Regions from separate parts of the Homo sapiens genome. Here all the other regions are linked to region 4. Evidence: chromatin contacts called from ENCODE Hi-C or POLR2A ChIA-PET data. All regions are on one chromosome and are shown on one strand. Each heading gives the region's core, a stretch centred on a gene start or an enhancer-like site at or near the end of the contact. The rest is flanking DNA. Distances are from core to core; before and after follow the strand shown.

Evidence for each region. Hi-C counts contacts between places; a loop is a spot of excess contacts on that map. ChIA-PET counts read pairs that join two places held with the same protein, here RNA polymerase II (POLR2A). Pooled maps may share reads with other maps.
Region 1: a loop to region 4 is called in a map of mammary epithelial cell, with 26 times the contacts of the local background. The contact joins two enhancer-like sites. A Hi-C loop is called at or near these places in 3 of 168 maps with a recorded cell type or tissue (MCF 10A, endothelial cell of umbilical vein and mammary epithelial cell) and 4 of 50 pooled maps. POLR2A ChIA-PET finds 5 or more read pairs at or near these places in 2 of 52 experiments (AG04450 and MCF 10A).
Region 2: a loop to region 4 is called in a pooled map, with 10 times the contacts of the local background. The contact joins two enhancer-like sites. A Hi-C loop is called at or near these places in 5 of 50 pooled maps. POLR2A ChIA-PET finds 5 or more read pairs at or near these places in 2 of 52 experiments (OCI-LY7 and activated T-cell).
Region 3: a loop to region 4 is called in a map of endothelial cell of umbilical vein, with 11 times the contacts of the local background. The contact joins the promoter of MANCR here to the enhancer-like site in region 4. A Hi-C loop is called at or near these places in 2 of 168 maps with a recorded cell type or tissue (endothelial cell of umbilical vein and mammary epithelial cell) and 4 of 50 pooled maps. POLR2A ChIA-PET finds 5 or more read pairs at or near these places in 1 of 52 experiments (MCF 10A).

Annotation. Positions count from the first base shown.
Region 1 is chr10:4,770,485-4,776,178 of GRCh38, reverse strand. No RefSeq gene overlaps it. Among named protein-coding and RNA genes, the nearest start is that of AKR1E2, 53 kb to the left of the region's middle. Within about 2 kb of position 4,283, at least 9 of the 41 ENCODE cell types and tissues checked have a DNase peak (open chromatin) inside an H3K27ac peak, as active enhancers do; they include endothelial cell of umbilical vein and mammary epithelial cell, where a contact is called at or near this core.
Region 2 is chr10:3,087,190-3,093,207 of GRCh38, reverse strand. All of the region lies in intron 2 of PFKP (phosphofructokinase, platelet), which reads right to left. Among named protein-coding and RNA genes, the nearest start is that of PFKP, 23 kb to the right of the region's middle. RefSeq lists enhancers at 1-36, 6-803, 1,658-1,857, 1,338-2,537. Within about 2 kb of position 2,092, at least 20 of the 41 ENCODE cell types and tissues checked have a DNase peak (open chromatin) inside an H3K27ac peak, as active enhancers do.
Region 3 is chr10:4,675,696-4,681,932 of GRCh38, reverse strand. It overlaps MANCR (mitotically associated long non coding RNA), which reads left to right and starts at 3,863. Exons shown (of 4, transcript NR_024475.1): 1 at 3,863-3,884. It overlaps LOC105376373 (a long non-coding RNA gene), which reads right to left. Exons shown (of 4, transcript XR_001747338.2): 2 at 5,114-5,268; 3 at 2,358-2,530.
Region 4 is chr10:3,851,177-3,856,820 of GRCh38, reverse strand. No RefSeq gene overlaps it. Among named protein-coding and RNA genes, the nearest start is that of LINC02639, 20 kb to the right of the region's middle. RefSeq lists enhancers at 3,390-4,589, 5,298-5,644. Within about 2 kb of position 4,325, at least 37 of the 41 ENCODE cell types and tissues checked have a DNase peak (open chromatin) inside an H3K27ac peak, as active enhancers do; they include endothelial cell of umbilical vein and mammary epithelial cell, where a contact is called at or near this core.

The sequences.
Region 1 (5,694 bases), core at 3,034-5,533, 920 kb before region 4:
CAGAATGTCATAGAAATGGAATGGCACACTATGCAGTCTTTTCAGACTGGCACCTTTCACTTGGCAAGAAGCACTGAAGATTCACCCATGTCTGTGTAAGGCTCTGTGACTCATTCCTTTTTATTGTTGAGAAGTATTCCATGGTGAACCACAGTCTGTGTATCCATTCAAGTACTGAAGGACGTATTGGTTAATTTCTGTCTTGGGAAATTATGAATAAAGCTGCCATACATACTTGCTTGCAGGGTTTGGTCTAAACATACTTTTCAGATCAGTTGTGTCAATACTTAGGGGCATGACTACTGGGTCATATGGAAGACTATGATTAGTTTTATAAGAAACTGCTTAACTGTCTTCCAGTGTCTGCGACATTTTGTAGTCACCAACAATGAGCAAGAGTTCTGCCGGCTCTGCTTTCCTGCCAGGCATTGCTATTTTGGTGGGTTTAAGAATAACAATAGATGTGTAGTGAGTTTTGCCACTAGTTTAATTTATATTTCCACAATGACATATAATATTGAGCATCTTCGTCTTTTCGTGTGATACTTTTACCCTTGCTGAGGTATTCGTTCAAATTTGCCCATTTCTTTTCTTTTTTCTTTTTTCTTTTAACAGACTCTTGCTCTGTCGCCCAGGCTGGAGTGCAGTGGTGTGATCTCAGCTCACTCCAACCTCGACCTCCCTGGTTCAAGCAATTCCCCTGCCTCAGCCGCCTGAGTAGCTGGGATTACAGGAGCATGCCACCATGCCTGGCTAATTATTTATTTATTTATTTATTTATTTATTTTTAGTAGAGACGGGGTTTCACCATGTTGGCCAGACTGGTCTCAAACTCCTGACCTCAGGCAATCCATCCGCCTCGACTTCCCCAAATGCTGGGATTACAGGCATGAGCCACCATGCCCAGCCCCATTTCTTAATTGAGGCATTAGTTTTCTTATTGTTGAATTTTAAGAGTGTCGTATATATTAGAGTCAAGTGTTTTTATCACATATGTGTTTTGCAAATAGTTACTCATTTTCTTGGGCTTCCATTTTTATTCTGTTAAATGCCATTTGCAGAGCAGACATTTTTAATTTTAATAATGCCTGACCTATGAATCTTTTTTTGAGTGTGAATGGATCATGCTTTTGGAGCTGTATTTAGAAACTTTTATCAAACAGAAGGTCAGGTAGATTTTCTGCATTTTCTTTCAGAAGTTTTGCACCTTTGTATTTTACATTTATGTTTATGCATCATTTTGAGTTAATTGGTATTTTAATTTTTTATTTCCATAGGTTATTGGAGAACAGGTGGTATTTGATTACATCAGTTTTTTAGTGGTTATTTGTGAGATTTTGGTGCACCCATCACCCAAGCAGTATACACTTCACCCAATTTGCAGTTTTTTATCCCTCACTTCCTTCTCATCCTTTTCCCCTGAGTCCTCAAAGTCCATTATGTCATTCTTATGCTTTTATATCCCATTTTGAGTTAATTTTTGTGAAAATTGTACAGTCTGTGTCTAGGTTTTTTTTTTTGGAAATAGGTGTGCAACCGTTCCAACATAATTTGTTTAAAAAGCCTGTGTCTTCATTGAATTACCTTTAGGCCAACATAAAGAATTAAGTGAATGTGTTTGGATCTATTGCTTGGCTTCATATTCTGTTCATTGATGAATGTGTTTATTCTGTTTTTGAAACCACGCTGTCTTGATTACAATAAACTTTATAGCGAATCTTGAAATTGGATGATTTGAATCTTCTAACTTCATTCTTCTTCATTAGAGGACAATTCTAGATTTTTTGCATTTCTTCATACTTTTGAATCAGGCTGGTGATATCTAACAAATAACTTGCTGGGATTTTGAACATGAAATATTTCTTCATTTATTTAAATGTCATTTGATTTCTTTCATCAATTTTGTAGTTTTCCACATGTAGATACTTAAATATTTTGTTAGATTTGTTCTAACAAAAGAGTTCATTCTTTTGGTGCAATAGTAAATTGTATTCCTTTTTTACATTTTACATTCCAATTGTTTACTCCTAGTATACAAAATAATTATATATGTTAATATTGTTCCCTGTGACCGTGATATACTCATTTGTTACTTATATATATATATTTTTTAAATCTACAGAGTCATTCATGTGACAGTTTTATGTCTTCCTTTCCCATTTGTATATTTTCAATTACACTTTTTTGTCTTTTTGTGCTAGTTAGCATTTTGGGCATGATGTCAAGTGAAATCGTATGGGAGGACATCCTTGCCATTTCTAATCTTAAGGGAAAGTCATTAAGTTTCTCACCATTAGGTATGATATTAGCTGTAGGTTTTTGGTAGATATCTTCTTATCAAGTTGAAAAGGTTCCCCTCTATTCCTAGTTTGCTGAGAATTTTTATTTTGAATGGTTGTGAGGTTCGTCAAATGTTTTTTCTGCATCTATTGATATGAGCATATGATTTTTCTTCTTAGCTTGTTGTCATGATGGATGACATTGATTGATATTTGAATGTTGAATCATTCTTTTGTATACTTTACTTCAGGTATGAAATGATCCCACTTGGTTGTAGTGTATTTCAAAAAATACATTGTTGGCTTTGACTCACTAATATTCTGTTGAGCTATAATTATAAGACATGTTGGAGTCTAGTTTATTCTTCTGTAATGATTTTAATCTGGCTTTGGTGTTAAAGTAATTCTGGCCTCATAAAAGGTACTGGGAAGTATTCCTTCTGCTTCCATTTTCTGCAGTGAAGTTTATAAAGTTTAACCTAATTCTCCTGGTTTTAATGCCTAAGCATCACCCACCACTGTGCCTCACATGTCCCAGTGTATAATCTCTCTGAATCAATTTCTTTCTGTGTTGGGGAGGTATGGTTACTAGTCTCAGATTAATGGCTACAAATATACAGTTTGATAAAATAAATAAGACTGATAGATTAGTAGGCTGATTATAGTCTACAATAATTATTGTATATTTCAAAATATCTAGAAAAGAATAATTTAAATATTTCTAGCATAAAGAAAAGACAAATATTCAAGGTGATAGGCATCTTAATTGCGCTGCTTTTATCTTTATTGATTACGTGAATGCAATAAATTATCACATGTATCCTGAAAGTGTGTACATCTATTATACATCAATTAGAAAACATTTAAAAACTCAGAGAAGGAATCCTGGATGCCCGATCACTATTTATTCCACCTGTCAATTGGCCCTCCTGGTTTTGAACCCCATCTGATCACTGCATTTGCAAAACTCAGAACCTCTCGTTTTTTATCTTTCCCCATTCTTCAGTGAAAAATTCTCTTAGGATTCAGCTTCCTTTGTTCCGCTAAGTCGGTTTCCACCATCCCGCCCAAATATTTGTTAATGTATCTCATCCACTGCAGCCTCTCCTTTCAGTCACCTGTCTGTGAATTTATACTTCTTCTCTATAATTTCCTTAGGATTTGTGGAAGGAGCAGACATAGGCGAGCATGTGTCTAATCTACTACCTTTACCCAGAGTTTCTATAATTTATTTGCTTAGAAATGTTATGAAGCTTTTACAAAATCATATGACATCCATAATGCATTATTTAATAGAGCAGAACCTTACATTTTATGAGTTTATCGTTCACGCAAAAGTAATAGAAATCTGAAGGAGACTTGAAAGGCTTGAGGCTGAAAAACATCTAATTTATGGAATTTGAGAATTGTAGCATCTCTGGGGTAGAGTTGGGTGTTTCTCTTTGTGGCAGATCTTCTCCTTACTCTGGAATAAAATGATTTGATGAGTAAGTATAGTTTCATACACATGGTGAAGTTTCAGTATAAACTCATGCAGGATTGAGGTTGGAGCCTAGTCATTATTCTTGGTACAAAGGATTAACCCAAACGCAGTTTCTTCATTCAGAGCTACTGTACATTTATTTAGAAATGGAAATTGGGTATATAAACAAGGCAGCATCTTTGTACAATAGAGCATTTTACCCCTAATTTTAGATTTGAATTATTCAATGAAGAAACATGAGGCATATGCTTCCGGGAATGTGGAGGTACATGATCTCCACTCAATGCTCTGAAGAACATTCCATGGCAAGGACGTGGCTTGACTAACATGTCCAACTAACGATGCGCTCTTCTTTAGAAGGTTGTTTAAGAGTGGATAAATATGACTTTGGGGAAAATGGAATATTTCATTTGTGGTTTTTGGTGACCAAACCATTTCTGAGTTTCCGCTTTCCTCTTAAGTAAATAGCTATGTTTATTGTCAATTAATGTGGAGCAGGAAAGAAGACAGCACCCAGATTTCTGCCATTGTTTTGAGAAAGGATATTGGCAGGTTTTCCCAAGCCATCTCCTCCAACCCTCCTTGACACCCTTTGTCCTGGGATCTGGCTCAGTGGACACAGTTATGGGGGGTGGCACATATTCTCAGAGGATAGGAAGTTTATGGGGAAGAAGGGGAATGAAACCCACATCCAGAGACAGAATTATCTGAAACTTTAACATTCAGGGACTCTTGTTTGATAAATCCCTGCAAAATCCTGGGAGAGGCTTCCTCCTTGGCAATATGTTTCATAAGTCATGTTTTATAAATGGCTGCTTTTTATAGAAATTTATTTAATGAAGTAGAATCAGATTTTCTTCTGATTCAAAACCCCAGGAATGGATGAGTCATATGCCCATTTCCTACTCTAACTGCTCTCCTTTCTCCGCTGGAACTTTCTCAGCCAAAAGCATCATTTGGAAGAAGCAAAAACAATCTTATCTAAATGGATGTGTGCAGAGAGGACTTTGTATTTACAAATAATTTGTTTTATTTTCTGCTTCCTGTAGATGGAGCTAAATCCTTAAGCATATGTTTACATGTGATGGAATTCCCAGGAAGGAGATCTTTGAAAGACAATAATAATATCTGCTGCTGAAGGCTTTTAATTCTTTGGACAATAAGTGGTGCTACACTGGGCACAATTTGGTGCTAAAGAAAGAAAGTTATTTGTAGGCAGAATCCTGTACCTGCCTCCTAGTCTCTGCAGAGAACAGAGAGTTTGTTGTTGAATAGAAATGGCCAGCAGTGTTACTATTGCTGTATTTTGTATTTTATCTAAGGTCATATTCAACTTCTTTTTTTTCTCATAAAAAATTAAACTGTTAAACTGCCCATTATCCATTGTCCTTTTACACGGGTGTTTCCTGGTCTTGTCTGTTGCTCAATGTGATTGAATGACCATGTATGACAAATAGTAATGAGCTCATAGTATTTCCCTTAGTCAGTTAATAAACAGTGCATATCTTTGGAAGAAGAGACACACTTTATTACTTCCCCATATGGTTTCAAAGGGATGTGAGAGCACAATGAGTCAGGCCAACAGGAAAACTTAAAAAAAGAAACGGAAAAAAAAGTTTTTAAAGAATCTTATTGTGTTTCTCCCAAGTTGCTCATAGCAACTTGTTTATTAATTCTAGAAATAGGCAAAGAAATTTTATACCTTAATAAGAAAAGAAAAAGACAATATTTTAGGGAGTTTAAATAATATTTATATGGAAAACAATTTTATTAAGTGAATTCACATATGTCTTAAGTGCTTTTTAGTGTATCCAAGACAGCATTAGATACATGTTACTTCTTAAAAAAATAAATGACCCCTCAAAAAGTTTTTAAGACATTTTTCTATTTTTTTCCAATCAGCTTCCATTTTTGTAACTAGTATACTAATTC
Region 2 (6,018 bases), core at 843-3,342, 760 kb after region 4:
TTTAAAAAAAAAAAAATCAGACACAGTCCCAGAAGTCAGGGCCAATGCTGTCACCTGCTCTTTGTCTTGCCAACTAGTTTCCACGGCCAGCCCCTTCCACACATCCCAGGAGCGGGAGCTCAGGCTTCCGTGGTCACCCCCATCCACACATCCCAGGAGTTCAGGCTTCTGTGGCCACCCCCTTCCACACATCCCAGGAGCAGGAGCTCAGGCTTCCATGGCCACCCCCCTACCCCCATCCACACATCCCAGGAGCTCAGGCTTCCGTGGCCACCCCCATCTACACATCCCAGCAGCTCAGGCATCCTCCAGATTAGGAGAGGTCCCCCACACCCCTTTCCTCAGACAGGGGAGCACCAGCACTTCTGGGGAAAAGGTGTTTATTTTGGGTCACAAGTGTGAGATTTCTCACTTTAAAAATTGTAAAAGCAGGAGCTTCATTTTAACCCAAAAGAAATATTTCCTATGGCTAATGAAGAATGAAGGGTTTCTATCAGGAAGGGAAAGGTTTTTTTCCCCCATATTTTTTCAATTTTATTGACACATATAATTTTACATATTTGTGGGGTACATGTGAGTATCTGTTGCATGCACAGAACCTGTAATGACCAAATTAGGGTACTGGGGTGTCTGTCACCCTGGGTATTTTTAACTTCAACCCATTCAGAACATTTCCAGTCCTCTCCCCCAGCTGCTCTGAAATACATTAATATAATACGCTGTTGCTAACACAGCCAGCCTACTCCGCTATCAACACTGGAACCTACTCCTATCTAAGCATATGTTTGCACCCATCCACCTCTCTGCATCCCCTCCTGTCCACACCCCCTTCCCAGCCTCTGCTATCTACATCCTCCTCTCTACCTCCACGAGACCAACTAAAGAAGGGAAGCATGATGCCAATCAATTCATTGATAAGTTAATGGTTTGTTTATTGGTATAGTAAGTCAAGCTGTAATGCTCAGGGCTGAAACAAGGGAAGCTAAGATCACATGCTGATATTTCAAGCTCAGAAGGGTTGGCCAGTCTGGGTGCAGGGACAGGGCTGCTGACCGGGGGCCATGGGGAGATGGAGACCCTCGGGCACCTGAGCTAAGCTTGGGGGCCGGTGGCGGGGGTCAGGTGGCACAGGCTCCATGGCAGCACATCTGGGAAGACCAGAGGCTGGATGCTGATGCTGTACCAACACCCTTTATCCTTTCAACATAAAAAGGCATCACTTATCTGACACCTTTTGAATGTGTTATTTTTAATCATGGAAAAAACTAGCGATAAAATGATCAGAATTATTCCTAGCCTTTCTTTAGGGTGTGGACTATGACAAAGACAGCTCTGATATTGTTTACAAACAGCTGTCTAGAGCAGAACCAAACTTTAAAACAAACAAAAAATTAAGATAAAAGACTTTTTTCTTTTTCTTTTTTGACACAGTCTCGCTCTGTCACCCAGGCTGGAATGCAGTGGCGCAATCTAGGTTCACTGCAACCTCCACCTCCTGAGTTCAAGCCTCAGCCTTCCAAGGATTACACCACGCCCAGCTACCTGTTGTGTTCTTAGTAGAGACGGAGTTTCGTCATGTTGGCCGCGCTGGTCTTTAACTCCTGACCTCAAAGGATCCATCCGCCTCAGCCTCCCAAAGTACTGGGACTACAAGTATGAGCCACGGTGCTCGGCAAGAATCTTAAGTGAGTCATATTTGAAGAGCTATAATAATATGAACAATTTCTGAAATCTGCAGAAGAATATTCAACAACAGGATATGAAATTCATGAATGAAACCAAATGCAAGGAGCCGACTGTTTCCTGCAGACACAGTGGCAGCCCTGGATTAACCAACTGACTCGCCCCAGCTTGGTTTGGACCCACCAGAGCCAGGGTAGTTTACCCTGGGCATGGCCTTTGGGTCAAAGCATCTGATATACTTAGTATCATCATCTCCAAGAAGCTAAAGCCATTTGTAGGCTTCTAAGGAAAAACCTTAGCTTAAGAGAAAAAAGAAAGAAGCAACAATTGGTTCACCAGGTAGAAAGGAATGGGTTAACTGGCAAACCCTCCCCGAGTCTCCCTGGAATGCAGCCCAAGGCTTGGCATGCTTCACACGTAGGCTTGGCCCAGGTTTATAGGAGCTCAAGCAGCGGCCAGACAGCAGAGGTCCCTCGATGAAGGCCAGGCTTTCAGCAGAAACGCCACTGTTCCCAGGTTAATACTTTCTTCACACATGCACTACTGAAGGAAAAAACAAACCCCTTTAATTAATAGTAACCTGTTTAACTGTCCTGGTCTGTTGGTAACCCAGAGAGCTCTAGGTTAGAAACTAGAGTATAGGTGAAAAAAATCTGTTGGATAAATTACTGAGTCATCCTTAAAAAAATAAAACATAATATCCCCTCAATTTGAGCCCAAATAGGTCTAGAACAGCGGTCCCCCAAAAGAGTGATTTTCCCCCCATAGGACGTTCGCCGATGTTGGAGATACTGTAAGGACATCTTTGACTGTCATGACTATGGGGTAGGTGGACACAGGGGTGCTGCTCCGCATCCTGAGAGTCAAAGGACCGCCCACCAAGAATTGCCCACCCCAGATGCCATCGCCCTGACACTCAGAGAGAAGCCCAGCCTGTGGGTATGACGCAGAGACCAGGCCGGGGAGGGGGCTGAGCCTCTTCAGTGCAGAGCCATCTGTGAATAGATGTGTTCAGGTGCAGACCCCGTTTCCCTACCTGGCCACACACCCATGGAGTCAAAGGCATGCGCGTCTCATCCCTGAAAAGCAGTCAAACAGCTCCTCTGCCCCGTTAGTCTCAGACTTTTCCAAGTCCTTTCTACCAGGGAGACAGGAGGGCAAACACCATTTCTACTGCACAGATGAGCACACAGAAATGAAAGGTTGATTTATGCATCCACAGTCACTGCAGTACGTCCTGCAGGCCCACGATGGCTCACCCAAAACCCAGGTCTGAGAGGCAGGCCAGGACTCAGAAGACTTGGGATTTTAAAAAGCAGGTTTTCTAATGGCTTAAAAATATTCCATTGCGTATATACGCCACATTTTATCCACGCACCCACTGATGGCCACTTAGACTGATTCCACATCTTGATACACAATGGAATATTATTCAGCCAATAAAAAAGAATGAATCCTGTCATTCTGAGCAACATGGATGGAACAGGCAGAAATTAGGTGAAATAAGCCAGGCACAGAAAGACAAATACTGCAATCTCTTACTCATACATTTAAGCTTAAATAAAAAATTGATCTCATGAAGACAGAGTTAGGATTGATCTCGTGGAGACAGAGAACAGAATGATGGTTACCAGAGGCTGGGAAAAGTAGAAGGAAGCAGGGGTGTAAAGAAGGATGGTTAATGGGTAAAAAACAGTTTGAGATAGAAGGAATAAAATCCAGGGATGAGTGATACTATGGAGCGACTACAGTTAATAATGTATAATAATGTTTAATAATATATAATAATGTTATACATAATGTATAACATTGTATACGATATGTATAATACATATATAATTCATATTATACATAATGTATAATAATATATACATAATATATATTCAAAATAATATTTCAAAATAACTAAAAGAGTAAAATTGGAGTGTTCCTAACACAAAGAGATGATTGTTCTTGAGGTGATGGATATGCTACTTACCCTGATTTTATCATGATGCATTGCATGCTTGTATGAGACTATGACATGCATAGAACTCCCCCACAAGCCAGCAGCCCCACTGCTGGGCATATACCCCGAGAAAGGGAATCGGCAGAAAGAGACCTCCGCACTCCTACATTCACTCCCCATCACAACAGCCCAGTGTGGAATCAGCGCCCGTCAGCGGATAAATGGACAAAGAAAACGTGGTGCACGCCCACAACACAACACCGTTCACCCATAAAGGAGAAAACCCCATCATTTGTGGCAATGGGGATGAAAGTGCTTTACTGTTAAGTGAAATAAGCCAGGCATATGGGCGTGGTGGTTCATGCTTGTAATCCCGGCACTTTGGGAGGCCCAGGAGGGCAGGATCACCTGAGGTCAGGAGTTTGAGACCAGCCTGGCCAACATGGTGAAACCCCATCTCTACTAAAAATAAAAAAATTTAGCCAGGCGTGGTGGTGGGTGCCTGTAATCCCAGCTACTCAGGAGGCTGAGGCAGGAGAATCGCTTGAACCCGGGAGGCAGAGGTTGCAGTGAGCGAAGACTGGGCCATTGCACTCCAGCCTGGGCAACAGAGCAAAACTCTGTATGGAAAAAGAAATAAGAAATAAGCCAGGCATAAAAAGAGAAACATTGCCTGTTCTCACTCATACGTGGGAGCTAACAGAGTTGATCTCATAGAGACGAGAACTGCAATTATCAGAGGTATGGAAGGGGAGGGGTGGGGAAAAGCAAGGATAAAAGGGAAGAAGACTATATTTCTGAACTCTATGCCCACAAATAGTAAAGATGGTAAATGATATATGCATATTTTACTTCAATAAAATAAATTTTAAAAAAATCACATGTACCCCATAAATAGGTACAACTATTATGTATCCATAATAATTAAAAATAAAAAATGTTTTAAAAAGCAGTGAGTGTTACTGCACCCATACTCTGGGCCCTTGGGAGTGCACGGCATCAAACCCACCCCTGCAAAGAGAGGTGGGAGCCGTCACCTCGGCTGGGTGACGGGATCACCCCCAGGCAACGCGCTCCAGGTCAGCCGGGGCTTTGCTGCCCAGTTAGGAAAACACTCACAGATTTTAGTGTGTTTTCTATCTTAGAATTAAAGACTTGGAACCACCCCAAATGCCCATCAGTGATAGACTGGATTAAGAAAATGTGGCACATATACACCATGGAATACCATGCAGCCATTAAAAAAGGATGAGTTCATGTCCTTTGTAGGGACATGGATGAAGCTGGAAACCATTATTCTCAGCAAACTATCGCAAGGACAAAAAACCAAACACCACATGTTCTCACTCATAGGTGGGAATTGAACAATGAGAACACATGGACACAGGAAGGGGAACATCACACACCGGGGCCTGTTGTGGGGTGGGGGGAGGGGGGAGGGATAGCATTAGGAGATATACCTAATGTAAATGACGAGTTAATGGGTGCAGCAAACCAACATGGCACATGTATACATAGGTAACAAACCTGCACGTTGTGCACATGTACCCTAGAACTTAAAGTATAATGTAAAAAAAAAAAAAAAAAAAAAAGAATGAAAGATACAGGATTTTTATATCTGTAACAGCAAAATGATGATACCATAAATGGATTCAACATTTATTGCTACAGCTGGTTATAGAACCCACCACTCATACAAAGTCCTGGCGGTCTGAGGGTCCATGAGAATTTATGTTCCCAAGACGCCCAGAGGTAGGTGCCTGGGCTACACTGGAGGAAGGTGAAGAAATGGACCCGTTCACTAGGATTTCCCACCTTCTGGGGCAGGTGGGGAGGGTGCCAGAGAGGAAATTTGGGCTCAAATGAGCTGATCCCCAGGCTGCTCCTATCTTCCTCAGTAAGATAATTCCAAAAGCCTGATCATTCTTTGTGCCAAAATTCATAAACAGTCCATTCAGCTCTGCTCCTAGACAGCTTCGAAGGTGCCACTTACTATAAAAGTTATCATAAAAATTAGAATTCCCCCAAAACACCATTTGCACACAAGGATTTATTTTGGCCACATCTCAGCAGAAGAATTGCAGAAATTCCGTGAATTTCCCTAAAGGAAATGAGATCTCAGAGTCAGAACCCCTCCTTCCCCACCGAGGGCAGGGGCAGGAAGAGGCGCTGTCCCCGCCAGACAAGGTTGTCCAGACCTCGTCCAGACAGCACCTGCGGCCATGGAGTCACATGGATGGGCCTCAGAGCCCCAGCCCTCCCAGCTGAGACAGAGAGAACATATGGGTTTTACCTCCCAAGAAAGCCCAGGGCCTCTGAGCCAGGTGAGGTGCCTCACACCTGTAATCCCAGCACTTTGGGAGGCCAAGGCAGGTGAATCACTTGAG
Region 3 (6,237 bases), core at 2,614-5,113, 830 kb before region 4:
TTAAAATAGAATGTATTTTAAGAAATATTCTGGGAATGAAATGTAGAAATAACATATTATATACACTTCTGTACTTCTGCTGAAGTTTATAATATTCTGCTTCTTAAATACGGTTTATTATTTTATAATGTTGTTATTTTCACATGTATATTTTACGTGTATATCATGATAGTGTTTTGTGGATAAAAGCCAACATTGCATTCATTTGGGATCCTTCTATCACAAATAGCACAGCACATAATCAGTATATAGTAAATATATAAATAAAATTTATAAAAAATATATTATCCTGTGTAAATATTATATGCTAGGTTCTGAATAAATAAAAAATACAATATTCAAACTGAAAACTGAATGATGACATTCATTAACTGTCTTGCTTTTGAATCCATAAACAAACAATTTATCTGAAGACGTTAGGTGATGGCCGGCCCTAGGGCCGTGACTTGCAGAGTGTCCTTCTTTGAGAGACTTTCTCATTGGAAGCCCAAAACACTGTCCAGGGAAATCAGAGGCCACACCCAGGTCCTCAGAGGCAGACATAATGATCTCTCTGTTAACTATGCATTATAGCCATTGTACCTACTCCTAATATTTTTGTGAAATTTATTTGAATGATCGATGAACCTTTCAGCAAAACCCAAAGAAAAGAGAGAATTCAATTTCTAAAGGAAAATCATACAAGAGAAAATAATTTAGAAATATTTAACAAGATGTATTTACCTGACTCTTAAACTCAGACCTGAAAAGAAGAAACACTCAGGTTTTTTAGTTCAGATGCTTTGGGGGAGCACATACACTAAAAAGTCACATACTGTTTTGAGATAACTTTGATCTCATCAGAAAAACATTTGGTGCCGGGAGCGGTGGCTCACGCCTGTAATCCCAGCACTTTGGGAGGCCGAGGCGGGCGGATCACAAGGTCATGAGATCGAGACCATCCTGGCTAACACGGTGAAACTCCGTCTTTACTAAAAATACAAAAAATTAGCCGGGCGTGATGGCGGGAGCCTGTAGTCCCAGCTGCTCCGGAGGCTGAGGCAGGAGAATGGTGTGAACCCGGGAGGCGGAGCTTGCAGTGAGCCGAGATAGCGCCACTGCACTCCAGCCTGGGTGACAGAGCGAGACTCGGTCTCAAAAAAAAAAAAAAAACCTTTGGGAGAACGTAGCTTCTTCTTGTTCATAGGCTTGTTCAAAAGCTTTTGCTAATGATAAGTGAAAAGCAGTATACTTGATTATTATTTAAACCTCTAGCATGCCTTAAGACAAAATTAGCAATGGGGTAGTGAGGTTGTGAAGTGGCAATGGAGGTGATGCTGGTAGAAGAAGTAAAGGAGAGGAACGAGAGGAAGAGAAATGGTTAATGTGTAATGAGCACATATTTTCTGATGGTCATTGTCGTGCTAATTTAGTCCTCCCTGCCATCCTGTGCGATAGGTTCTTACTTTTGTTATCTTCAATTAATGGATGAGGAAGCAAAGTTTGCAGCAGTGACCAAGTCACTTAACTCAGGTCATTTAGCTTGTTCTCTCTCGCCCGGGGTCCTGGCTCTCCAACCTAAAGCATAGGCCCCATGTACACAGGCTTTTGCATTTTCCAGCGTCTCTCATTTTCCAAGCTGGTTTTTATATTTAAAATGTTATGCCAAAATAATTTTCAGTGATGTAAATGCCTCTCAACAGTGCTGTCTTCCCTGAGGTTACTTTTAACCCAGAGAAATAAAATTCTAATGATCACATTTGTGTCAAGGCTCTGGGAAGATTATCTGCTCAGAAGAACTTTCTAAGGATTTGTACCTTTGTATTCCAGAAGCAGCTGCCCAATTTTGTCTATTCGTTGGCTCTTAGAATATTTCGTCTATTCTTTGGCTATCAGAGAATACTAAGCAAGGAAACAAGCAAAAAATAAACCAACAGGAATTTTGCTGTCTTATTATGTCCTAGTTTCTTAACTGTTTCTGTCTACTTCCCTCCCCACCATATTTCTTTTCATATGTAAGTTTTTAAATATTTGATGATGGTGATGGCGCTACTGAAGTGAAAGATTTATGTATCACTTTTATAGTCCAAAGCAATGCAATTTTCTTGTGATAAGTTAAAATATTAAAGTTAACCATATTTAATTTTAGCCATCAATCTTTCCCTACTCCTGTTTTCAGGATTTTTTCTTTTTTGCAAGAAAAAATGAAATTTACTAGTAAACATTGTTAAAAAATTTTTAGGCAAATTAAATTAATAGAGTTTAATTGAGCAAAGAACAAATTGCTGATTGGGGCAGCCTCCCGAGGCAGGGTAGGTTCAAAGACTCCAGCACAGCCACGTGATGGAAGAAGATTTATGAACAGAAAAAGGACTTACAGAAAATGGACGAGAGGTGCAGAAACACCTAGATTGCTTACAGCTCTGCGTTTGCCTTATTTAAACATGGTTTGAACAGCCGGCCGCCTGTGATTGGCTGAAACTCCATGATTGGCACAAGAGTAGGTAGGTCACAGTCTGTTTACACGTCCAGTGAGGTTACAGTTCATTACCTACAGAGAAACGTTTAGACTGAACTTAAAATATGTAAGGAGGCAGCTCTAGGCTAAACTTGATTTAGCAATATAATCTACTAATTCTTTTTGTAATAAAATTATTTAATTTTCAGGTGATAAGATGAAGTATCAGTCATTGAGATGTTTCATACCCAGTAGAATCTGGGGTGGATATTTGCTTTTGTGAATGGCCTTCACATTAGGAAGTGCATTTAGGAAAATCGGGTATTGCATTTTCATGGTTATTTGAGCTCAAAGATTTTATTCCTTTATTGGCCAGATCATTTGGTACAAAGATCAACTAGAAAGAAAGTTTCATGTATTGAGTTTTTGGGAAGGGCTGTTTTAAATACTGTTAAGACGACTGATTTATCTTTCTTTACTTAGTAGGGGGAGGTAGGAGGGGCATACCAGAATTCAGAAGTGCGACCACCATAACCACTTCACTTTTCAATTTATTTTTCAGTTCTAGGATATATAAGCAGACAAGGAGGGTCTCTAGGAACCATAGGAGTTTAATCCACGTGAGCCATCAGCCTGATTTACAGCTTCCTGCCCTGCAGCCTGTTCTTCCCTAAACCCTGGGTGGACTATAGTAACCTAGTTGGTTGAAACCAGCTCCTGACAGACCCTGGCAACTTAGAGATGAACCCTGGTGAATCTTCCTCATGACTGTAACGTCTCCATCCTGGAGGAACTGTAGTTCCGTTATCATAACATGTAACCCATGTGTTGCCATGATGACACTGTGTCTGCACCGCTGGGACCCCTCATCTACATGCGATAATGCACCCTCTCCCCTCTCCATCACCCCATAAAACCCTCCTGCCACTTTCCCTCAGGGAGACACTGCTTTGGAGAATACACCCAGTGCTCCCCTTACTTGAGCCAAGTAATAAAACTCCTATTGATCAAAATCTGCATTCTCGTGGAGAGTCGTTTGTTGCTTGACAGGTGAATGAACGCTGTTTGTTTTTTTCGGATAACAAATATGAGGTATTAAACAAACAAACAAAAAACCCCAGACTTGAAGCTTTCCCATAATAACAACAAAGAGTTTGAGTAAGAATTCCACAGCTTGCCTTCATCTGTGGCAGACTTGCATGAATCATTTTCAAATAAAGATAATAACTCAGTTGGTCTTGTAGTCCAAACAAAATGTGCTACTTCAGGAACATTCACTTCCTATGTGGACTTTGCTGCTGAGTCAGTGTGAGACCTTGAACAAGTCTCTGTTTGTTTCGTACCATTCAGATTTCCTCGTCTGTAAACATTAAGTATCTACATTCACTAAAAGTAGTTCTGAATGAATGTTATTTAATGGTGCCAATGATGTTGGAGGATACCTGTGGTAAGTGGTTTAATTTATTTTTGCAAGTTGGTATAATATCCATACTATATTGACCTTAAAATAGATGGACAATGTGGATATGTGGATGTTTTTGTTATTGAGAAGGGGGTTGACTGAGAGTAAAGGACAGTTTGATTTGTTTTTCTACATTAGTCCTATTCATCTGGCAAATGTGAAATCTCCATTTCGTCATTCATGTTCCTAAGGTGGGTACTAGATATAGTTACATTTTCTTGCCAAAGTAAAACTTGCATCATATACTTAGGAACGTGTGGAGCACTTCTCAGAGCTGTGCTTAATCTCAGGTGCCCAGAAATGTTGAAACTTGTTTACAGAACTTTGGACTCATCTCTGATTTATTAACTCAAGTTATTCCCTGGACCTATAATTAACATCTCACCAGCCTGATATTTTCCTCAACCACTTAACACAAAAGAATGATTATGGAGCTTCACATGCAACATTATCCCTTAAAATTGACTCTAAACAAGGATTTAAAATAAGGTTGTTTCCATGTGCACAGGTGATCAAATCATTGTGTGATAAAACGATAGATTTTTTTATGATGTGTTTTCATATCTCTGTGACCTTTTTTGTTAGAGAGGTGATACCATTGAGTCCCGGGAGACTTAGGCTAACTCTTAATATACAAAAGGATAAATACTTTCTTCTTCAAATAATTCCAAGCTCGTTTTACTCCTTTAAAATAATTTTTAGATATACTTGTCAAATTCTGTGAAATATTCATGTATGAATTTTGATTGAAACTTCATTAATGATGTATTTATCCATTTCTTTTTCTTTTTAACTTAAAATTTATATTTGTTTATATAAAATTTCTGAACATATTATTTTTAAAAACTAGTTATAACTACTTTAGAATTTTTGGTAGCTATTATGGGAAGTTTCTTTGTATTATTACTTTATTATTGTTACATTATATAATTGTTTTTATTGGAAAATAATGATATTTATTTGTATATTGATCTGGCACCATAAAGCTTTCTGACTTTTTGTTTTAGTTGCTTATTTACATATTATCTTAAAAGTTCTATGAGTATGGTCATATGAGCCAACAATAATGATTTTACTAATACCAATTCCTGTATTAGTTTCCTAGGCTGTTGTAACAAAGTGCCTTGACTGAGTGGTTTTGAAACAAAGAGAGCTTATTCCTTCATGGTTCTGGAAGTCTGAAGTCTGAAATCCAGGTGAAAGTAGGGCCGCACCCTCTCCAAAGCTCCAGGGAAGAATCCTTCCTCTCCTTTAGTTTTCTCAGTGGCCCACAGTACTTGGCGCCCTGTGGTTTTGCGGCAGCAGGTCCACCTCTGCCTCTGTCTCCACATGGCTGTCTTCCCTATGTGTCCATGTCCAAATTTCCCTCCTATGAGGAAACCACAGATACCATGTATTAGATTATAGATCCCTCTAATCCATGATTACCTCATCATTAAATCTGCAAAAAATCCCATTTCCAAATAAGGTCACATTCACAGGTTCCAGTTGAACAGGCATTTTTAGGGGGCTGAAGGGTGGCACTAATTAACCCAGTAAACTCCACCAGCTGGCACCCCAAATTCATGTTCTCCCGTGTGCAAAATACATTTACCCATGTCCCCCAAATTCTTAACCCATTTAAGCGTTAACTCTAAAAAATGTCACATTAATATCAACTCAAAAAGTTACAAATCTCATCATTGAAATGATCTAAATTAGGTATGGGTGAGACTCTTAGTTTTCATCCATACTGGGGCAAAGTCCCTTCATCCACAGAACTGTAAAACTAGAAAACAAATTATCTGCTTCCAAAACACAATGGTGGAACGTATGAGGTTGTCTCTATTTTGCCTTCATATTCTGAAGAATACATTTGTTGGATGTAGAATTGTGGGTTGGCAGTTTCTTTCCTTGCATTACCTTATAATATTTTTCAACTGTCTTCTCACATCTAAAATTTCTGACAAGAAAAAGATATTTGAAACATTTTTTGCATGTATGTAATATGCCATTTTTGTCTGGCTTGTGAAAACATTCTTTCTTTGGCTTTAAATACTTTGACTATTACATACTTGCTCATTTTAATGATGTTTGCTCACACTTGGAATTTACTGAGCTTCTATAATCTGTAAATTTATCTTTTACCTAATTGAAAAAGTTCAGTTTTTTTTTTTCAATAATTGTGTGTCTGTATGTCCCATTTTCTTTCTCTTCTGCTGTGGAACTGCAGTTACATGGATATTGGAACTTCAGAGATTATTTCACAGGTCCATGAAGCTTTGTTCACTTTGCTTATCAATCTTGGTATTGTTCAGATTTTAAAAAGTTCTGTTGATCTCTCTGACCCCTTTCTTTG
Region 4 (5,644 bases), core at 3,076-5,575:
TGCACACAGTAGGTGCTCACTAACTGCTGTTTGGTTGGAGAATGAATGAGGGCAGAAACGTGCATGTGCCTAAGTACTTTCTGATTCTTTGTCTCTTAGAGAGATCATATTTTGCTCTTGTATTGAAAATGACTTTGCATGTTCAACTAAAATGATGTGTTCAGGCAGACACACGCTCATGTTGCTTGGCAATGAAACACCGGCGCCTAAATGTGTTCTTAGACATTTGTTGAATAAAATGATAGGTGAAAGAGTCAATGAGATTGGAATAGACTAAGATGAGTGGGAAGACTTTCGCTAAGTGACATTTTTGAAGCAGCATTTTAAGACTGACCGGGTCATTGTGTGCAGAAGTCTTGAGCACCGGAGAAGGGAGAGCATGGCTGGAGGGAGGAAAGGTTGGAGGCAGAGCCCAGACCAGCCTGAGACAGGGAGGGCAGAAGCAGCGCAGCGCCTGGGAACACCCAACAGAAGGGACATATCGGGGCATCACTGAGAGGGCGAAGGGGAAAGTCTTCTTGGTTTTTGAAAAGAAGAAAGTATTTAGGTCGAGAGGAAGAGAACAAACTTTTTTTATTTTTTAGATGCAGTCTCACTCTGTCACCCAGGCTGGAGTACAGTGGTGCCATCATAGCTCACTGCAGCCTTGACCTCCTGGGGGCAAGAGATCCTCCCACCTCAACCTCCCCAGCAGCAGGGGTCACAGGTGAGCACCACTGTACCTAGCTAACTTTTTAAAATTTTTAATTTTGTGGAGACGGGGTCTTGCTATGTGGCCCATAGGCAGGTTGCAAACTCCTGACCTCAAGTGATCCTCCCACCTTGACCTCCCCAAGTGCTAGGATTACAGGCATGAGCTACCTCACCAGGCTGAGAACAAGCTCTTGAACCTCAAGTGTGAGGCTCGAGGGAAAGTGAATACCATCAACACGTTAACCAAAAGGTGAGGCCTTGTTTGGGCAGTTACAGCTCACCTGCCTACCTCCGTCCTCTCGCATGGGGAAGCTATGCTGGCCTCATGATGGTGTTTGTCAGATCATATTGAGATTTTCTATGCCGAGAAAGCTGTGAATGTCTACGGTTAAGGCATGGATTGCAAATCCAAGTGCTATGGACTAAATGTTTGTCCCCAACCCCCGTGGGCCAAAGGCATATGCCGAAGCCCTAACTCCTGAGGTGATGTATTAGGAGGTTCAGGCTTTGGTAGGGGGAAGGTTTAGATGAGGTCAGGAGAATGGCAGCCTTGAGATGGGATTCTAGAGGAACCGCAGGAGGCTTTGCTTCCTCTCTCTGCGCCCCGTGAGAACACAGTGGGAAAGCAGCCATCCCCAAGCCAGGAGCAGAGTCCTCACCCAAAACCCACCACACTGGTACCCTGTTCTCAGATTTCCAGTTTCAGAAGTGGGAGAAACAACTGTCTGTTGTTTAAGCCACCTGTCTCAGGTATTTTGTTATAACAGCCCAAACCGATTAAGACACTAAGACCCAGGAGACTGGGTTCTGACTTGCTAGTCTCTGGCTGTGTGAATCTGGTCAAATCACCCTAGTTCACCAGCTCATATAGCTTTTCTCATCTGTTAAAGAATAGACTCTCTTTATCAGAAGGTTGCTACGAGAACTCAAGGCAATGATGCTAGAAGTTGTGTAGCACACTGCTCAGCAGGTCATAAATGGCAGTTGTAGTTATCAGCCTCTCCGACTTTAAATGTAGGTGGCTCTGGAGAAAAAGAAGCCTCAGCATCAGCACCACACAGATCATCTGAGTCCTAGAGCCCAACCAGCCTTGGAGGCCACATGGTACGAAACAGCAGCCAGACACCAAGGTACTTGGTACCAAGACAATACTCCTGATCTCCATCATGAACCAATCTATGCCTTATGGGTGAGCTCCCATGAACCCGAGGAGGAACCACGGATGTGAGCTGGCTCGTGCACCTTGTCCATTCCCTGCCTGAGAGGCCTCTTCTGAGTGCCCAGGTGAGGCTGCACAAGCCTCTGGGGTACTTCCTTCACATTCCTTTCCCTTTTCAATATCTACAGGCATTTATGCTCCAGGCATCTGTAATCCCAATGCTTTGGGTGGCTGAGGCAGGAGGATCACTTGAGGCTAGGAGTTTGAGACCACCCTGGGCAACATAGTGAGAACTTGTCTCTACTAAAAAAAAAAAAAAAAAATGTAGCTGGGAGTGGTGGTGTGCACCTTTAGTCCCAGCTATCTGGGAGGCTGAGACAAGAGAATCGCTTGAGCCTGGGAGGTCAATGCTGCAGTAAGCCGTGATTCCACCACTGCACTCCAACCTAGGTGACAGAGTGAGATCCTATCTATGTCAAAACAAAGCCAAAAAGCCTTTATACATCTCTTGGTTTTCAAATGAACGCTTATATAAAAGCCTGCTGTATAAAGCAGATCTAAGTAGACCTGCCCAGTTTATGCACAGATCAGTGAGGGACAGAGCGGGGAACCGGGTGGCTGGGAGGAAAACATGGGCACGTGCACCTTCAGTCCTAGCTGCTGTCCGGGCTGGTGAAGGATAAGGCGAGGCTGAGACTCTCAGACTCCGAATACAAACAGTATCATCCGGTTTCTGATTTGTTAGGGTGAAAAGGGAGAAATACAATGTGACCAGTCTATTCTGGGCCCACAATGTATTAGCAATTACCTCCCAACCACCACCCTGCAACATAGTATTCAGATTAAATTTCCCTGGGAGAACAGACTGCAAGGCATGGAAAGCACCTTTTACAAAATTAGGGACCTGTGGATTTCCAGAAGCTAAAAATGATAACGGGCTTTTATTAGGAACCCAACAGGGGGCCATAACCACTCCTAAAAAACCTTATTAGATGCAGCCCACACAGGCATTCTGCAAGGAGATCTCCGTCCCCAGGGCATATTCCTTTCCCAGGAGTGGAGTGGACGGTGCTAGGACCCAACAGCACACATGTGCAAAGTGTTTGGCCAGTGTTCTGGAACGCAGCCTGTGGCTCTTCAATAAAACTTTCCTCAGAGCAAACAAGCAGGCTCTAGAGGTAATCACACATAGTCTCTTATTCCCATTAGCAACCCCAAACAAGCAAGTGGCCTTACCCAAATAGTAGAGAAGCCTAGGTTATTTTTAAATCTGCTCAGTTGAGTGTGTTTCAGAATTTGTGATTTCCTAACAACAAAAAGCTTGGTACCACTGTTGAAATGACAGGAGAATTCCGAAGCAGGCGGAGCAAGGAGAGAGAGAGGCAACCTAGGGCAAGGCTCGCATTACAGATGAAGGCAAAGAAGGAAGCCCTATGTAGAGGAGACTCTTTCTGTCTTTGGAAAGTCTGATGAAAATCGGGTCTAGAAAACCAGCTATGACTTTGGAGATGAACAGAGGAATGCATTAGGCGGCTTTTCTCTCAACGTATTTGGCTTCCTGTATATTTAAAAATAAATGTCTTCCAAACTAGCTTCGAGGACTGCATCCACGAAAGCAGCCTGGCTGCAAAGCCCAGGAGGTCGCAGCAAGTCAGGGAGGTGGAGGCCTCTTGGTTTTCCATCATATTTCTCTGGAGGCTTCAGGTGCTCCAGGAGGGCACCGCCTGCTGAGTCGGTTCAAGTCAACACGACACAGCTGGAAACCCCACAGCCTGGGCAGTTGAGCCGCCGCTGTGTGGTGGGAACACTGCACCCCCTCTGAGCTCCCGCCACCCAGCCTTCCCAAGCCACGCTGCCACCCTCCTGCAGACCTGGGTGAAGAGGGGCAAGAGGCTGTCCTACAGAGATGCTGAGGGTGACAGCTGCAGAATCACCAAACCTTGCTTGGCTGAAAACAAACGTGAATTCCACATTTTAATAAAACAGAAATTTTAATCTTCTGGACACCTGATGATACAAGTCAACCTATTTCTTCTGAATCGCATCTGAAACCAGGAGTTATCACATATTTCAAGATAAAACCGGACCGGGCTTTAAATGTATGATATTATTTCATAATAAAATTTACTTTTTAATATACCTAATAACTGAAAACCTAATGCTACAGTCCGCCATGCTTTAAAGAGACTCACGTAATGACCTGAAGGAAAATTTCCCTCTGAGATAGTCATTTCTTGGACAACTCCTTTCATCTGTAAAGGAGGAAATGAGTCAGCTTTACTAAGCGTTATCTCATGATTGGTGTTTTGTTATTCAGTAGGCAGAGAACACATTTTGTTACCTATAAAGCCTGTTATTACCAAGGGTACAGGTCACTACTGAAACCTCCTCTTCAAACAACTACAGGTACTGTTGTCAAAGATCTTAACAGACTCTGATTGGAAAAGCGCCTGGCTGGTCACAGGACTGCATGACTCACCGCTCTGTTCAGCATTAGCTAAACACAAAGCTGAAAGAACAGAATCAGCTTCATGATGTCATTTCTTCTCTATGTGTCTTTAACATCGCTGAGATATGTTAGAGGTTGTTGAGTAATACACGAAGCTTTCAAATAAGAAGAATGTGTCTGAGATACTTAGAGTAAGAACACATTTCAGGGTTATGTTTGAATATAAACATAATACATGCTCCAGGAATTCAGGGTTTGTGTTATTTGTTGATACAAAGTGTTCCGCAAGGTTTTAGAGCATATACACTAATCACCTAGGTTGGTTAAAGTTTAACTCAACTGAAATATTTTGGACTTAAAGAACCACTTAAGATATCAAGTTCTCAGAACTGATTGAAAAGAAAGAGCTCTCATCTACAGTTACCTGAAACATACCAAAAATTTCCCTGCAAAGATCATAAATGTTTCAGAATCAAGGAGAAATATGAATACTGTTTCCATATAGGTGGTGGGATACATTAGTACCTTTCTCTCTTCTTTCTATTCTTTACATATATTTAAGGAGCAGCCATTGCTTTTCTAGTTTAAAAAAAAAGTAGAAAAAAAAGTTTTTCGTTTTTCTCAGTTAGCTCTCTATGGTGAAAAACTCAAAAGCCAAAATGATGGACTCAGTAAGTTGACAGCCACCTTAAATCTGTGTTGACACCTTTCTTTGTAATGTCAGCAAAACTGTGTGACTGAAGATGAGATCACTGTTTACCTAGCTCTGCTATTGGTCTGAAACGAGCAAGTGTGAAAGAAATTCCCATATTTATCTGTTGGTGTAACCCTTGCAGCAATCTCTCCTAAGAAGTTGAATCACTCATTTTGGTAAGACCCAGCCAAAGATGAAGAAAGTATATTTAATCCAGCTGATGAGACGACTTACTTGGGCCAGATTTAGTTGGAAAGTTGCATGCTGGGGCAGGGTAGGGAGTGTTTCATTTGGGAAACGTTTGGTATCATGTGAAAAAGTTATGTTTCTTTCAAATTGAGCAAATCACTATTTAACTTCCTTTTTCCAGCCTTGCCTGTTTGCTTCTGGGAGGCCTTAAGAAAATATAGAAGATGTGTCAGACTCAAAAGAGGAAGTTAAGAGTCTGAAATGAGATGCCACATTCCCCTTCCTTACTCCTAAGTAATATAGCTTGTTTGTTAAGAAACTTGCTTCTATACACATTGTCCAACTTGTTCTGTGAAAGTTGTAGCGTTCAAATAATGGGTAATTTGTCACTAAGTTGTACTTTCATGGAAATATCACTTGAGCAATAACTTTCTAATCTTTTTTTTTTGGAGACAGGATC